3 separate regions of the Homo sapiens genome follow, and all the other regions are linked to region 1. Evidence: chromatin loops called from intact Hi-C (ENCODE). Cell type or tissue: PC-3. All regions are shown on one strand. Links, peaks and the distances in the headings refer to the core of each region. The heading gives the core; the rest is flanking DNA. Region 1 overlaps CYB5B (cytochrome b5 type B). Region 2 has its middle 6.9 kb from the start of CYB5B. Region 3 has its middle 35 kb from the start of MIR1538.

What was found. A loop is a pair of places that touch in the nucleus more often than their neighbours do. Peaks named below come from ENCODE experiments on the same cell type or tissue, not always from the same donor. Only the 100,000 strongest peaks of a DNase experiment are listed, where the experiment ranks them.
Region 2: a loop joins it to region 1, with 2.6 times the contacts of the local background. A loop is called at or near these places in 5 of 110 quality-filtered maps.
Region 3: it touches region 1 in a loop (2.1-fold over the local background); 5 of 110 quality-filtered maps call a loop at or near these places.

What each region holds. Positions count from the first base shown.
Region 1 is chr16:69,463,805-69,466,304 of GRCh38, reverse strand. It overlaps CYB5B (cytochrome b5 type B), which reads right to left. Exons shown (of 5, transcript NM_030579.3): 5 at 41-2,500. Among named protein-coding and RNA genes, the nearest start is that of CYB5B, 40 kb to the right of the region's middle. In PC-3, for the core only: a CTCF peak has its summit at 1,152 (motif pointing right); no DNase peak of the experiment used is centred there; H3K27ac peaks cover 22 bases.
Region 2 is chr16:69,415,398-69,419,993 of GRCh38, reverse strand. No RefSeq gene overlaps it. Among named protein-coding and RNA genes, the nearest start is that of CYB5B, 6.9 kb to the left of the region's middle. In PC-3, for the core only: no CTCF peak of the experiment used is centred there; a DNase peak (open chromatin) is centred at 2,203; H3K4me3 peaks cover 1,165 bases; H3K27ac peaks cover 1,689 bases.
Region 3 is chr16:69,528,389-69,532,984 of GRCh38, reverse strand. No RefSeq gene overlaps it. Among named protein-coding and RNA genes, the nearest start is that of MIR1538, 35 kb to the left of the region's middle. RefSeq lists enhancers at 2,025-2,319, 1,899-2,608, 1,878-3,077, 3,065-3,359. In PC-3, for the core only: no CTCF peak of the experiment used is centred there; DNase peaks (open chromatin) are centred at 2,164 and 3,194; H3K4me3 peaks cover 348 bases; H3K27ac peaks cover 1,722 bases.

The sequences.
Region 1 (2,500 bases), core at 1-2,500:
ACCTTTTTAAATTAAAAATAATAAGTGTAGTCGGGGCAAGAAAAGGAAAACAGTGTCTTTATTGTGTGTAGTTCTAACAAACGTTCACTGTGTGCGCATTCCAGCAGAAAGAGACAAAGATCTTTGTTCAAAATATTCTGAAAAAGGTAAACTAACTGCATTATTGAATACACAAAAGGAATGTTACCGTTACTTGTTCATAGTCAAAGGTGAAGTTAAAAAAAAAGGGAAGTTAAATAACTGAAGTAATGGTTTGCCCAAATAGCAAACGTAGGATACAAGCGTGGGCAAAGAGCAGCTACTGAAGCTCATGAGGAGGATGCTGGATATAGGGTAGGTAACTTGACAAATGCCTCTGCTTCTTTGGAACCTTCTTCCTAGATCACCCCCACAAATTCCAAACCTGGCTCTTTCAGAGCACAACAGCCAAATGTAACTAAACTCCTCATTACTTCTGTGATATTTGGCAACAGAATAAGATAGTTTAAAAAAAAATCAATTTCTTGTTGAGACAAGACATGTCTGAATCCATTTCTCTTGGGGTAGGAGGAGGTAATGAACATTAACGTTCTGCATCTCAATCTCCTAAAATGGAATTTAACCAGATAGATATCGCTTGAGATTTTAAAGCAGGAGATACCATAAGTAATGATACTCCAGGCCTGTAAAGCATTTTTCATTGTCCCACATTGCAGCTAAATGAGTATAAACTCGACAGTGTTCTGATTTCACAACATATGCATTTATGACAACTGCTAAAACAACTTTACAGGCTCAAACGATAGGTTCCAAGGGATTTTTGTTTTTGCTTAAGCAGTCTTGAAGAGATCTAAACACAAGATAAACTTTGACCCCACCACTCTGTTATCTTTACAAATGCAGAAGTCATTTGGAAACCAAAACCAATTGCTGAGTAGGGGCTGAGGAATTTTGGTGTCATTTCAAACTAGACTCTACTGAGGCAGGTTTAAACCCTGGCTCTCAGGCCAGGGGCAGTGGTACCAACACCCTCTATTTCGGTAGCATGAAACTTCTCTCACCTCCTCCTTCGTGTCCAGCAGCCATGATGTGTACAGTACAGTTTGCAGCAGCAGCAGCAGCAGCAGCTAGTCTTCCTCAGGAATAAACAACCGAACACCCCAGAGACCAGCTCCAGGTGGCACTGTCAGCCAATGGGGACTGGCTCCACTTGCTCTCCAGAGGGTTTTTCACCAGCTACCCATGTCAAGACTGTTTTGTGAATTCAAGTCTACTTCCTAAAAAAAAGGTCCTTTTGGATGGATTTGGCTAGTGTGCTATACTACTTTATTGTATAGAAAAACCTCTGCAAACTCTCACACAAGATTTAGCTTTCACCTGGCTGTTTTTGTAGGCAACAAAATAACAGTAAATGGACCCCAAAGTGATTTTCCAGATACAAAGTGACATCACATCGGCAGTAGTTCAGAAGAAGCCCTGGGTACTGGGGGATTTCATGGGTGGAAGAGACAAAGTCTAATTATCTTTTCCTCTGGCTCTCAGCAAAAAACAAGTGCAGATGTAAACAGGAAAAGAAAACCAATGTGAAGTAGAAAAACATACCTTTTGCATTGGCATTTACCTTAAAAATAACAAAAACACCAATTTTACTTAAGATGGTAGTTCTTTAACATTTCTTATAAGCCAGATGTTTTTCATTCAATTTCGGACATTGCCAACACACTTTTACAACTGATTCAAGTTATCTTCAGGCTTGGCTTTAGTTTGAATGTTCCCTTTCAAGCTCCTCAATACTCCTCTGTTCTTTACTTTTACCCCAATGTACTCCAATAATCACGCAATTTATTTATTACAGGCAATCATATACCAATCCTTCCTTGCCTTTAAATAGAGAAGCATCAAGTCATACCACTTTTGTTAAATAATAACCAAAGTTTTTTTCAATATTGTCTTAAAAGTAGCATCTTATAATGCATACAAACATTTTTCTAAAGATAAAAGCTTTACTAAACCCATATCCCTGATAATAAAAGTCAGCCAGAAATCTCCTAAAATTACTCCCAAATATATCCAAGTGTGCAAGTACAAGGTTAATATTATTTTGATGAATTCTGTATTCATTCAACTGCTAAATCACAGGATACAAGACCTGGGTTGAACTTTTTCTTAAATAGTTTACATGGGCAGTCCCTGGTTTGCTGGGCAGTTTCCTGTCTCATCAAATCCCTGGCAAGCTGGGAGGGAGGGAGGAGATGCTGAGCAGCCTCTATGGTCCTTCTTGAACCAAGCTGCTCCCTGCTGGATATGACAATGGCTCAGAAGCAGACTAGCAATTCTCAAAGGACAGGGAGAAAAATCACCACAGTTGCTGGCAGAAAACAGCCAGTGTACTATTTATTTCCTCAAGTGCTTCCATGGGGGAAAAAATAAAAGTCTAATATGCCAGAGAAATCATCATTGAACCAATAAGACACAGTAACATAATTCTAGTAACCTACTTCTCAATGAACACACATCTGAG
Region 2 (4,596 bases), core at 1,134-3,633, 47 kb after region 1:
TACAGAAAAAAGACACCTTAAAAACCTTACATTTCATGAACCATTTACTTCAGTTTAATTTGTAGTTTTCAATGTAGACATCTTTAGCATCTTTTATTAAATTTATTTCTAAATGTTTCGTTTTTTAATGCCCCTATAAATGAAATTATTTCATTTTCCAATTGTTTGCTGCCAGTCTAGATAAATATAATTGATTTTGTACATTGACTTACTATCTTATACCTTGCCAAATTCACTTATAGTTCCTGTAATTATTTTATGGATTTCTTAGAATTATCTATGTAATAAATATGTCGTCTGCTAATAGAGACAGCTTTGCTTCCACCTTTCTTCCCAATCTGTATGCCTCTTTTTTCCTTGCCTTGTTGCACTGGCTAGGACTTTCAGTACAGTGTTGAATAGAAATGGTGAAGTTAGCATCCCTGTCTTGTTCCTAATCTTAGGAGGAAAGCATTCAGTCTTTCACAATTTAATATAATTTTTCAGTAGATGTCTTTTATCAGCTTGAGGATCTTGAGGATCTAGTTTCCTGAGTTTGTTTTATTTTTATTTTGTTTTTATTAAGAAAGGGTGTTGAATCCTGTTGAATATTTTTTCTTTTCTTTTCTTTTCTTTTTTTTTTTTTTTTTTTTTGGTTGTTGTTGTTGTTGTTGAGACAGGGTTTTGCTCTGTGGCCCAGGCTGAAGTGCAGTGGCACGATCACAGCTCACTGCAGTCTCAACCTCCCGGGCTTGCAAGCAATCCTTCCACCTCAACCTCCCAAGTAGCTGAGACCACAGGCTCCCACCATCACACCCGGCTAATTTTTGTATTTTTTGTAGAGACAGGGTTTTGCCGTGTCGCCCAGGCTGGTCTCAAACTCCTGAGCTCATGTGATACACCCACCTCAGCCTCCCAAAGTGCTAGGATTACAGGCATAAGCCACTGTGCCTGGCCTGTTGAATATGTTTTATACATCTATCAGAATGATCATATTATTTTCCTCCTTTATTCCGTTAATATGGTGAATTACACTGAATGGTTTTCAAAAACTTAACCATCTGGCCGGGCGTGGTGGCTCATACCTGTAATCCCAGCACTTTGGGAGGCCGAGGCGGGCAGATCATGAGGTCAGGAGATTGAGACCATCCTGACTAACACGGTGAAACCCCGTCTCTACTAAAAATACAAAAAATTAGCCAGGCATGGTGGCACGCACCTGTAGTCCCAGCTACTTGGGAGGCTGAGGCATGAGAATCGCTTGAACCCGAGAGGCGGAGGTTGCAGTGAGCCGAGATTGCACCACTGTGCTCCAGACTGGGCGACAGAGCAAGACTTCATCTCAAAAAAAAAAAAAAAAAAAAAAAACTTAACAATCTTTGCATTCCTGAGATAAATCCCACTTTGGTTATGATGCTAATCTTGTTTATTGAATTCAATTTGCTAATATTTTAAAAGGATCTTTGCATTTATATTCATGAAGAATATTGGTCTGTAATTTTCTGTTCTTGAAGGTCTTTGATAGTTTTTTCAAGCTCTTTGACAAATATTTACTGGGTAGCTACAGTAAAGCATTGTGGTGACATGAGAATTAAACAAAATTCTTAGCACACTGCCTATCACAGAGAGTCCCCAGTAAATGCTAGCTATTTTGGGGGTTATTATTTCTAGATGCTGAAAAATGAAACCCAGTTCTTGAGGAAATTTACAAGGAAGATGGCACTTACCATATAAAACAAGTTTAACATGAACATTTTACTATTGCTGTTTTTACAAGTTAGAAAATTCTCTCCCCAGGCTGGATGACAATCAGTGTGAATTCTGTAATTTACCTCAGATAACAGTACCTTAGCGTGTGAGACACTGCTCCACCAGGGTTGTTATTTACCTTGCAAGCTCATTTTATTGCTTTTGTATAAACAGGAAATGGTCAAGGCAAACACTGTGCATGCTCCTTGAGAACAGAGCAAGAAGCGAGGATGCTGTCCCAGTTTTTGCAGCCATCGGGCATGCCCTGTGTTCTCATACCCTTTTGAGGCGGCAGCGGGAAGGAATGTTCCCTTTTCCTCTTCCAGGAATGAAATACAATGAGGTGGCCCTCCAATCTGTTCTTGCCCTTCTCAAGATATTATGTTCCCTGGCAACCTACTCTTTGCTCCTGCCAGAGGGAAGACAAACTTCTAAAGCTGTCACACTCCAACACTCTTTCCCTTCCCAAGGCCAGGCTTGAGTCATCCAGTGTTTGGGAAGCTTCAGGAAGTCCTTGCAAAGTTAGGAACCTATATCCTCCAGGGGACAGCCTCAGGGGTGTTTGGTTGTCAGCATTCTGGAGTAGATCCCACCCCCAAGTCAGCCAGATCTTCCCGGCCCGTTAGGTGGCCTCTTCTGGAGTTTCATCCAAGACCATCCTGTCAGTCTTATCCAGTGAGGTCCAACCCCCACCAGCCCAGCCCAGCTTCTAGGAGTGAAAGAAACTATAGGCTGATGCAAAACAGCCATTGGCAAGAATGCTTTCCACCCTGGGTTGCTTTTCCTGGCTTCAGAACAGTCGCTGTTCTTCCTTCCAGTGTTTGCTAGCTTATTTTTAATAGGTAATAAATACAATTCACTTTTATTTATCCCTTCCACAGCCCTTCCCTTTTTATACAAAGCATAGCTTATTATAGATAAACTTAATTGTTTTATTTGTTGCTTTATTCGCTTAAAATTTTTCTTCAAGTTCATTCAATATCTTTATTTATTTATTTATTTATTTACCGAGACAGAGTCTCGCCCTGTCACCCAGGTTGGAGTGCAGTGGCACGATCTTGGCTCACTGCAACCTCCACCTCCCAGGTTCAAGTGATTCTCCTGCCTCAGCCTCCCAAGTAGCAGGGATTACAGACACAGGCCACCATGCCCGGCTAATTTTTGTAATTTTAGTAGAGACGGGATTTCACCATGTTGGCCAGGCTGATCTCTAACTCCTTGCCTCAAGTGACCTGCCTGCCTTGGCCTCCCAAAGTGCTGGGATTACAGGCTCAATATCATTTTATTCTTTTATTATTTTAATTTATTATTATATATATTTTTTTGAGACAGAGTCTCTGTCGCTAAGGCTGAGTGCAGTGGCGCAATCTCAGCTCACTGCAACCTTGGCCCCCCAGGTTCAAACAATTCTCCCGCCCCAGCCTCCAAGTAGCTGGGATTATAGGCACACTCCACCACACCCACCTAATTTTCGTATTTTTAGTAGAGATGGCATTTCACCATGTTGGCCAGGATGGTCTCAAACTCCTGACCTCACCATGTTGGCCAGCCTGGGTGACAGAGCAAAACTCCAACTCAAAAAGAAAGAAAAAAACTGGCCCACAAATATTCATAGTAGCATTATTTGTAATAGCCAAAAAGTGGAAACAATCTAAATGTCCATCAATTAATGCATGGATAAATAAAATATGGTTGTATCCTTAAAATGGAATAGTATTCAGCAACAAAAATAGCATGCTAAAACATGGTGAAAACATCATGCTAAGTGAAAGAAGCCAGTCACAAAAGATCACATTCTATATGATTTTATTTATAGGAAATTTCTAAAAGGGGCACATCTCCAGAAAAAGAAAGTAGATTTAGTGGTTGCCTAGGACTGAAAGAGTTGGGGGGAAATGGGGAGTGACTGCTAATGGGTAAGAGTTTTCTTTTGGGAAAGATAAATATGTTCTAAAATTAAATTGAATCTCATAAATTTGCATAATTATTATGTATCAAAAATAATAAAATAAAATTAGATTGTAATAATGATTGCACAACCCTGTGACTATACTAAAAAAAATTCAGTTTTACAAGATAAATGGTAAATTGTATGGTATGTGAGTTATATCTCAATAAAGCTGTTAAAATCACAAACGAAACCTAGATATAGTGTTAGAAGTCTGGATTCAGTGTTGCAGAAAAGTCATGAAGGGGAGGAGGGAGAGTGATTTAAAAATATTGAAAGGCTGCAACCCCTGTCAGGTGCAGAGCCAATGAGTAAATGGATGTAAAAAGACTTTAAAATTGTGAAGCTCTTTACAATATAAGGGATTCTTTTTACTTTTTTTATTCTTTTTTTTTTTTCTTTCTTTTAAATGGGTTCTTGCTGTGTTGCCCAGGCTGGAGTGCAATGCCAAGATCTCAGCTCACTGCAACCTCTGCCTCCTGGGTTCAAGCGATTCTCCAGCCTTAGCCTCCTGAGTCGCTGGGACTACAGGCATGCCCCACCATGCCCAGCTAATTTTTGTATTTTTAGTAGAGACAGAATTTCACCATGTTGGCCAGGATGGTCTCGATCTCTTGACCTCATGATCCGCCCGCCTCAGCCTCCCAAAGTGCTGGGATTACAGGCATGAGCCACTGCACCCAGCTCTTTTTGTTTTTTTGAGATAGGGTCTCACTCTCTTGCCCTGGAGTGCAGTGGCATGGTCATAGCTCACTGCAACCTCGAACTCCTGGGTTCAAGTTATTCTTCTGCCTCAGCCTCCCAAGTAGCTGGGTCTACAGGCATGTGCCACCATGCCCGGCTAATTTATTTTATTTTTAGAAGAGACATGTTCTCCCTATGTTGCCCAGGCTGGTCTCAAACTTCTAGGCTCAAGCAAT
Region 3 (4,596 bases), core at 787-3,286, 66 kb before region 1:
GTGAGTGCAGGAGGGAAAAGGATTTACCTGGGTGATCGGGAAGCTTGTTAGGCAAAACTATGGGTGGAGACAGTCCCAATTTACTGAGAATGCTACTCCAAACGTTAATTTGTAAATTGCTTCTTTGGCATATCTTGGATCCCTTCCATGCCTCCTTCCAGAAGGAGACCATATGTTAAAAATGAAAGGCTCTGGAGATAAAATCAAAAGACCTGGGTTGAATCTCAACTTCATAATCATGAAAATCATTTTACTTTTCTAAGCCTCAGTTCCCACTTTTGAGAAGTGGGGATGCAAATGCTACCCCTCCCACTGCTGAGAAGAGAACAGTTGTTTGGGCTGCTTGGCTCTGGATACAGGCTCATGTGTAACTCTGACATTGTATGTTTATAACATATCAATAAATGAAAAGGGTGGTTATAAAGCAGTACATATTGTATGCATCCAATTTTTGTTCAATGTGAATGTCTGCTGAGAAAATAGTCGGGAAGTAATTATATCAAACAGCTAACATAAATTGTTCTTGAATGGCCAGAAACAAAAACCAAACCAAAACACGAACCAATATATTACCTTTGGTATTAGATAATAAATACATGTTATTGAAATTCATAAAAGTTATCTTTTTCAAAAGAGATTTTATGATATGAGAAATACTTAGGATGTAATTTAAGCAAAAACAAAAGCAAGTTAGAAATTGCATGAACTTGCCAGACAAGGCTCATGCCTGTAATCCCAGAACTTTGGGAAGGAGGATTGCTTGAGGCCAGAGTTCGAGACCAGCCTGGACAACACAGTGAGACCCCACCTCTAAAAAAATGAAAAAGAAATTAGCCAAGTATGGCAGCATACATCTGTAGTCCAGCTACTTGGGAGGCTGAAGCTGGAGGATCACTTGAGCCTAGAAGGTCAAGGCTGCAGTGAGCCATAATCATATCACTGCACTCCAGCCTGGGTGACAGAGTAAGACCTTGCCTCAAAAAAAAAAAAAAAGGGGTTGCACAGGCTTGCACTGTTCAACATGGTAGTCACCAGCCCCACGTGCCTACTGAACACTTGAATGTGGCTAACTCTGAATTCAGATGTGCAAGCATGTAAAATATCTCATTTTTAATTTAATAATCATAAAAATTGCTAAATGTTTATATTGATTATATGATAAAATGATATTGTTGAAATATTTGGTTGAATATAATATATTGTGCAGTGGCTCATGCGTGTAATCCCAGCACTGTGGGAGACCAGGGCGGGCGGATCACCTGAGGTCAGGAGTTTGAGACAAGCCTGACCAACATGGCGAAACCCCGTCTCTACTAAAAATATAAAAATTCAGCCAGGTATGGTGGCAGGCACCTGTCATCCCAGCTACTCAGGAAGTTAAGGCAGAAGAATCGCTTGAACCCAGAGGTTGCAGTGAGTCAAGATCATGCCACTACACTACAGCCTGGGTGAGACTCCATCTCAAAAAAAAAAAAAAAAAAAAAAAAAAAAAAAAAAAATATATATATATATATATATATATATACACACACACACACATACACACACACACAATTTCACCTGTTTTTATTTTTCTTTAATGAGGCTTCTGAAGCATTTTAAATTACATATATGGTTCACACCTGTGGTTTGCATATTTCCTTTGAATAGTGCTGATATAGACTGCAGAAACTTGACTATATAATGAAAAAATACAGAGAAAAAAAATAGAATGGAAAAATACCAAACTCATCACTGTGATAAAGTTTAAACGATAGGATTATAGGTGATTTTTTCTGCTTCTTTGCATTTTTCTGCACTTTCAAATATTCTACGGGGTCCAGATCTCCCTGTGATAATTTGGAAAAGGGCAAAAGGAGTCTAGAATCTCTCCTGTACTCCTGGGGCAAAAACTATTCTTCCTTAAAAAGATTACATCTTATGGGGACTGTTATTTTGTGAATTAAAAAATGGGGTGCCAGCTAGTCTCCATGGTTCTGGGTATGACGGAGAAGGTCCCACATTCTGATCCCTGCTCTGGGCGAGGAGGGGCATCTTCCTCCTGCCTTCCCCACAGAGAAGGAACCAAGGGTATGAGAACTATGAGAAGCAGCTCCGTGGATGCTCAGAACATCCCTGGGCAAGGAAGTGAGTCATCCGGTGAGTCAGCCCCGCCGCCCTGCTTTCATTCTTGGGATTGTTCCATGTCACTGCTCCTCTCTGTTACCCTTTCCCCCCCACCCCCGCATCACATGTGTGGTCTCAAGGCAGCCCAGGCAAATCGCACTAAGAAGGGCTCCTGGGTGCTCAGCACCTAAAGTGGGTCATTCATGGCACTGCCTGCGGTCACCCACAAGCTCGCCTCTTACTCTCATGTCAACTCATCCGGCAAAGGTGTTATTAGCATTCCCATTTCACAGATGAGAAAACGAGACAGAGAGAGGAGAAATACTTGGCCAAGGGCTCACAGGTAGGAACAGACTGGGTCCTGAGATTCAAGTTCAGGCTGATTCCAAAGCATGTGTTTCCTAGAACTTTCATCTAGGTCTGCCACAAACAGGACTGGGAAGTAATATATTTTTTTTTTTTTTGAGACGGAGTCTTGCTCTGTCGCCCAGGCTGGAGTGCAGTGGCGCGATCTCGGCTCACTGCAAGCTCTGCTTCCTGGGTTCACGCCATTCTCCTGCCTCAGCCTCCCGAGTAGCTGGGACTACAGGCGCCCGCCACCACGCCCGGCTAATTTTTTTGTATGTTTAGTACAGACGGGGTTTCACGTGTTAGCCAGGATGGTCTTCATCTCCTGACCTCGTGATCCACCCGCCTCGGCCTCCTAAAGTGCTGGGATTACAGGCGTGAGCCATCGCGCCCGGCCAAGACTGGGAAGTAATTAACTTGTGTCTTCCAAGCCTCCATTGCCCTAGATTTCAGGAGCCTGAGACCTTCATAAGGTCTGATCGCTCTCTTACAAAACAGGTCTCTGGGAAAGAGTCTAAGAATCTGATATCAGACATTTACAACGAAGTATGAATTTAGGCCCATCATTACTCCTTCGGTGAAAACCTGCAATGTGAAGTCTTATTCCAATTGTGGGGTGAAAGACTAAAAGGAATGTCTACCACTGGAATACACACTGGGGAGATGTCTGGGGAAGAAAGGGCGTGTGCTTAGAGCTACTCTCTGTTGAACCGGACCAGGAGCCACCCTGGGCCATCTGCTCGGGAACGCAGTCTTGCTTCCAGTTTACTAAACCAGGTGGGTGGGGCCAAGGCCCAGGAAGCAGACGCTCATGTGATGTAGCTGCCACAAGAATCCCACCCCCTACAGATTCCTCCAGTGGAGAGTCACACCTAGGGATTAAGCATTTCCCTTTCTTTTCAACCTTTTGATTTTTTGGTAATTTAATGTTTTTATAGGTAATCTGTTCACATGGTTCAAAAATTATATACATTACACACACACACACACACACACAATTTTCTTTCTCTTTCCCTTACCAAGTCCTCCTTCTCCCTAATTCTTATCCCACTCCCACAGTCTCTGATGTTATTAGTTTCTTGTGTATCTTTCCAGAGTTTCTTTATGCATATACAATAAATGCACACATGCACACACAGCCACCCTTCTTTTTATACAAAAGTTTCAGGCTCTTTTTACAAAAGTAAAAATGCTACAGGGAAGAACACATTGCAATAAACACTTGAATTTAAAGGAATCTAGCCGGGCACAGTGGCTCACATCTGTAATCCCAGCACTTTGGGAGGCCAAGGCGGGCAGATCACCTGAGGTCGGGAGTTGGAGACCAGCCTGACCAACATGGAGAAACCCCGTCTCTACTAAAAACACAAAATTAGCCAGGCGTGGTGGCGCATGCCTGTAATCCCAACTACTTGGGAGGGTGAGACAGGAGAATTGCTTGAACCCGGGAGGCAGAGGTTGCTGTGAGCCGAGATTGCACTGCTGCACTCCAGCATGGGCAAGAAGAGCAAAACTCTGTCTCAAAAAAAAAAAAAAAAAAAAAAAAAAAAAAAAAGGAATCTATAGGTATTTTCTTTCTGGGGCCACTAACTAGGCCCCAGTTTTTTTTTCAGCTTTTGCGTTTTTAATGTCAGGTTTAATAATGCATAATGTACATGCAGTAAAATGTATCCTTTTTAGTGGGCAGTTCTGCAAGTTGTCACAAATGTATACAGTCTCACAGCCACTACTATGATCAAGATGCAAAAGGGCCCGGCGCAGTGGCTCACGCCTGTAATCCCAGCACTTTGGGAGGCCGAGGTGGGTGGGTCACATGAGGCCAGGAATTCGAGACCAGCCTGACCAATGTGGTGAAACCCCATCTCTACTAAAAATACAAAAATTAGCCGGGCATGGTGGCGCATGCCTGTAATTCCAGCTATTTGAGAGGCTGAGGCAGGAGAATTGCTTGAACCCAGGAGGTGGAGGTTGCAGTCAGCCAAGATCATACCACCGCACTCCAGCCTGGGCAACAGAGTGAGACGCCATCTCAAAAAAAAAGAAAAAAAGATAAAAAAGACTTCTCCCACCCCCACCACCAAATTCTTTGATGCCCCTTTGCAGTCTCCTCTATTGCCACCCCCAACCCCTAGCAACCATTGG